Linked DNA regions of Homo sapiens: region 1 is linked to region 2. A link is a contact called in ENCODE Hi-C or POLR2A ChIA-PET data. All regions are on one chromosome and are shown on one strand. The core of a region is the stretch at or near the end of the contact, and the rest is flanking DNA. Distances in the headings are between cores, read along the strand shown.

The links. A loop is a pair of places that touch in the nucleus more often than their neighbours do. ChIA-PET counts read pairs that join two places held with the same protein, here RNA polymerase II (POLR2A). Pooled maps may share reads with other maps.
Region 1: a pooled map shows a loop between it and region 2 (2.1-fold over the local background). The contact joins two enhancer-like sites. A Hi-C loop is called at or near these places in 1 of 50 pooled maps. POLR2A ChIA-PET finds 5 or more read pairs at or near these places in 3 of 52 experiments (H1, OCI-LY7 and Panc1).

What each region holds. Positions count from the first base shown.
Region 1 is chr10:10,622,769-10,625,468 of GRCh38, reverse strand. It overlaps a transcript of CELF2 not described here. Among named protein-coding and RNA genes, the nearest start is that of CELF2-DT, 160 kb to the right of the region's middle. Within about 2 kb of position 1,373, at least 4 of the 41 ENCODE cell types and tissues checked have a DNase peak (open chromatin) inside an H3K27ac peak, as active enhancers do.
Region 2 is chr10:10,588,361-10,591,060 of GRCh38, reverse strand. It overlaps a transcript of CELF2 not described here. Among named protein-coding and RNA genes, the nearest start is that of CELF2-DT, 130 kb to the right of the region's middle. RefSeq lists enhancers at 1,288-1,487, 1,449-1,999. Within about 2 kb of position 1,325, at least 3 of the 41 ENCODE cell types and tissues checked have a DNase peak (open chromatin) inside an H3K27ac peak, as active enhancers do.

The DNA.
Region 1 (2,700 bases), core at 124-2,623, 34 kb before region 2:
TATTACTGTGCTTCAGAGATACGCAGTGTTGCCTTCCGTGCAAAATGGGATTAATATTAGTACCCACTAAAGTACGTTATAAAAGGTTGCCGTGAGCATCAAATGCATTAATATGTAATGGCAGCTGCCCGTAGTACAAGGTCAGTGACTGTTGCTGTTGCCGTTCTTGTGGTTATTATTGCTGTATTTCCATAGTTAGAATTGCCCTTAGATAATATAGCAAGTGGATTAAAAGCCAAATGGGGGTTATCTTTAATTTGTCTTTTCTATCAATACCATACCTACATGGTTAGGGAAAATTTCCCACCTTCCCTATGTTTTTACACAGTTCCTATCTAATTAAACTGAGAACGAGTCAGGGAGAACTTTAAGGGAAAAAGAAGTCACAAAAGGGCAGTGTGAAGACTGAGTTTTTCATTTTATTTTGCATTTAATTTTGTTGGTAAACATGAAGAAATATTCTCGCCCACTTAGGCTTGGCAGTGACAGCGGTGATAAAAGGTGTGAGCCGCGCAGCTTCGTGTGACATCTTATTTTATTGTTAACAACAAAAGTAGCAGCACGAGGACCTTTCCTCCTGCCATCTGCCTCTTTGTGTCCCTGTGAATCTGTTTCTTGTCCCCTCATTCCCTGGAGAGAGATGATTATCCATGAGTTATTTCAGCAGTGCAGAATTTCTCTCAGAAATCTTGGAACCTGGGACGACTGTCTTAATTTGTCAAATCTCAGGGAAACATGTGAATAGAGTGTGCTATTTATAGATGTTTAGATCTGTTGGGATCTGAGACTGTATCTCCCAGGGTTTTCTGCAATCAACATATATAATCGCATCAGGACTAGGTTTCTGTGCGGAAAACATGATGCTGGGCGTGGTGGCTCATGCCTGTAATGATGCAGCACTCATTTGGGCCATTTTTACAACCCATGATGCATCAATGAGCCGAATTGGCCAAATGTGATGTGAACTGTGAATAGATGAAGGGAGCTAGATTTACTAACTGCTTGTACTGAAAGCCTGAATCATTTTGACTTGTGTAGATGCAGACCAATGTTTGTTGTTGTTTTTTAAGTGACTCAGGTAATGCCATCGAAGCATGACTGTGACTTGTTAGTATGGCTCACGTGTTCTGGAACAAAGACAAAAGGCTAAAGATACTGAAAGGCATTTCTAGTTGAGGACTGTAAAAACTGATACAGACCAGATTTCTGGCATGGATTGTAGAAATTTGTACATAAGCTCAGCTATGATCCATGTCAACTGTCACTAAAGCAGAGGGGATGATAAGAATGAAGCGGAGGCCACGGAGACAGGGATCTGTTTGTCACCCTTGGGAATATTGTTCCTAGTGCACACTGCCTGGTACATCCTGTTCTTTCTCATTCCAAGCCACAGAGATAAATTTTTCAAAATTGGAAACGCAGAGACAAGAGCAGAAGAGTCAATCCACAAAGACTTGCAGAGTCCAGTTTTATCATAGTCTTATCAGATGGGCCCTCCCTTCTTGGGTGTAGGGCTGAGCACATCATCTCTGCAGTCAGACTACCTGGGTTCCGGGCCAGGCTCACCAGTTCAACTCATTGGCTGGCACTGGGCAGTTCACTTCTGCATCTCGACTTCTTGACCTGTAAGTTGGGTATAATAAACCCTATTTCGAAGATTTGCGGTAAGGATTAAATAAGATTATATAAAGCACTTAGAACAGTAAATGGCACCTTATCAATGCTCAGTGAACGTAAGCTCTTTTTAACATCCTCATCATGGTCATTATTTCAGTATGTCTTCCCCCTCCACTGTCTCTGGATCATCGTGGGTCCATCTGCTTCTTAATGCCTAGGCTCAGACATTCTTCCTGGATCCTTTCCCCTAAGTACTGGAAGCTACTAAAGCAGGTACCATGTTTCCCCATGGCAGCTCCTGCTGCAGTGGCTTTGGGGACTGCTGTAACCAGGGAAAATAGAGTGACAGTCCACTCTGCCTAAGGGAAAGAGACTTCATGCCATTCAAATACTGCCAGCATGACATAATTCCCACTGTTAAGATTAGCATTTTTGCAGAATCAGAATATAGTATGAAGAGAGGTAATTCGGAGTAAATTAAATGATAATTCTGCAATCAACTTGCCAACTGCCCTTTTACTTTTAGTAAACTATGGAGCACTTTTTGGACGCATGTTTATTACACAGATTACCCACATTCGCTGCTCTCTGAGGAATAAGAAGAGCCTCCTTTGGGAACTCTCTGCAGACAGGTTTCAAATTCTAGCAAATAGAGGCAGCTGTACTGCCATTCATGGGCATAGATTCCACAGGCTGCCTGTCCTGTGTGACTGACAGCATTTTATCCAATTTTTTTTTTTTTTTTTTTTTTTTTTTTTTTTTTTTTGAGACGGAGTCTCTCTCTGTCGCCCAGGTTGGAGTGCTGTGGCGCAATCTCGGCTCACTGCAAGCTCCGCCTCCCGGGTTCAGGCCATTCTCCTGCCTCAGCCTCCTGAGTAGCTGCTGGGACTACAGGCGCCCGCCACCACGCCCGGCTACGTTTTTTTGTATTTTTAGTAGAGATGGGGTTTCACAGTGGTCTTGATCTCCTGACCTCGTGATCCACCCACCTCGGCCTCCCAAAGTGCTGGGATTACAGGCATAAGCCACCGCGCCCGGCTTCCCTGCAATTGTATTGTTTATCACCTGCTTCCAAAGCCAGGT
Region 2 (2,700 bases), core at 76-2,575:
TGTTTTATATTCTCGTGAACACCAGGAATTAAATGTTTGAAAATATCATCAATGTGATAAGTGAGAAGGTCTACTTTATTGTTTTAATTTGCATTTATTTTGTGCTTAGTAGGGATAGACAATTTTATTCATCTACCATAGCAACTTAACACATGCATTTTGCCCTGGAGGAATAGGGTTTAAAAGAATGAGACAGAGACAAATAAGTTTTGACGGACAAAGGGCAGAAAAAAAGAAATGCCCAGAGCCTAGATTTTAGCAAAAGCATCAGTTGAAGAATTTATAAAGTTTCTGACTTAACTGATGAGGGAGGGGCCAGTCCTTGGTATTTTCCACAAGCTTTGCTGGTAGATCTAACATGAAACTGAGTGGAGAACACCTGAGACAGAGCTTGGTCAGGAAGGCAGACCTGTTGGGCTGCCAAGGTGGGCTGTCCAGAGCAGTTGAGGGTGGAACACAGAGACACTGGGTACCTTCGTGGCTGGTGGTAGTAAAGGGCAGGAAAGTTATCAGAAGGGAATTAGAGGTAGAATAGCCAGTGTGATTCCGTCTTTGATTACACCACTTACTCTCAATTTGGGACTGAAAATTGTGCCTTTTATTATACAACTTACTCTCCAGTTGGGGCTGATAATTCAGTTTGTGAATTGTTCTGGTTCCTGTTTTTCTGGCTTCAGGGTGCATTTTACACATTTCCTTGCTCATAAGCACCTCTGTGAAATGTTAAAAAATAATGGCTAAAATAGAGGGCTGGGGATTATCTGTGGGTTTCAAATAGCCAATCTTTTCTTGACCCCATTGCCACAGAAAATAACAAATTAACTTTAAGATGATGTTTCTTCCCATCTCTGCACCCCAAATAGAGGGAGATTATAAAAGCCTGTGTGTGTGTGTGTGTGCATGCACATGTGTGCACTCACATGCCTGCTATGTCATACCTTAGGGCAGCACATGTTTCTATAGCCCTGGAGGCAAATAAAACCCCCAGACAGTGGCCTCACCTCTACAAGGCCATGGAAGGATTCCTGAGCACCCCGGGCAGAGACTTGAATCTACCTGTCCCAGATTTCCTGCCAGGACTGAAAAATGGGCTACTTAGAGGTAGGCACCCTAGAATCACTACTTTAGGGTTGTTTTAAGGACACTGCTCCTGGTATCTGAGGGAAGTCTAGGACCTTAGCCAGGGTTTTAGAAGCAGCATGATGTAGAGGAAAGATTATAAACCTCAGAGTCAGATAACCTGGATCCTAGCCAGCCTTTCTGCGACTCACTGTCTGAATGACGTGTGAGAATTTGCCTAATTTCTCTGGGTCTTGTGACTTTCTCATGTGAACAGTGAAGACAGTGACTCACGTCTTTTCTTGTGGGGGAAAGGATGAATTTCCATGACCCCCAGCTTGGCCAGGCACTCACCTGGTGGACTGAAATGAATCACTAAGCCCCTGTGAGTCTCATTTTCACATTCTCTCAAATGGGGTTAACAGCACCAGCCACAGCTACCTAGCTCAGACTGAGGAAAGGTGTACGAATTGGAAACAAAAATTAAAATTCTAAGTCCCCCAGCCATCTGAATGGATGTCTCCTCTCTGCCCAGGGCATTCCAAAGTTAACCTGAAAAACTAGCTGAGGCTATGATGGGAAGGGATAGTTGGATAAGCCTTATTACCATTAACATCAACACAGACCTTAAGACTGGTAGAACAAATCCTTTAACTCTGATAAGAAACATTTGCCATCTATTGTCTCTTAAGTGGGAAGCTTCATCTGCATGATAGAACCTTGGCTTCCATAAACCTGTATCTTCATCCAGACATTCCTTTCTATTGATTCCAGGTCTTTAGCTAACAACTCAACAAATTGCCCAGCGGAAAATCTTTGAATCTACTTATGACCTGGAAGCCCCCACTTCCAGTTGTCCTGCCTTTCTGGACCAAACCAATGTACATCGTACATCTATTAATTGATGTCTCCTGTCTCCCTAAAATGTATAAAACCAAGTTGTAGCCTGAGCACCTTGGGCACATGTCATTAGTACCCCCTGAGACTGTGTCACAGGTATGTCATTAACCTTGGGAAAATAAACTTCTAAATGAATTGAGATTTGTCCCAGACACTCTTTGTTTTATAGGACCGGGTAAGTTGATGTGCATGGAAACATCAAGGAGAGTTTAAACTGGCACTTCAACATAAGTGGGTGGTACTCTGTGAATACTGGCATCCACACCAGAATAGGATAGAGGAGTCTGTTTCCGAATGGAGTGCTCCAAGTCTGGAATACCTTGAGAATAGCTCTAGGGTTCATTGTTCAATTAATGGCTTTGCTGTAACATTGTTTAGCCTTTTTACCCCTTGACCTATTTTGGTAAAAATGTAAATCTCATATACTTCTTTAATGCCATTTGAAATATCAGAGTACATTAACTATCAGGAACAAACTTGAGTCATCTACAATCCCTCCAAGAGATGCCTCCTTGCTAGTCTGACCCACCCCACCACCATATTGAGCATGGCTGCTCTGAGGTAAATCCTGAGGTGACAGCCAGAGTGCCACCAGAGGCTTCTGGGTATCCCAGGGTGGTACAATCCCAATACGCCCTTTAATAGCCCTTTGGACCAACCTCAAGTTCACAGAATGCCAGAGCTGCCAGGTTCATCTGAGGCCCAGAGGAGTAAGTGACAGCTTTAGGGTCTCTCAGCCAG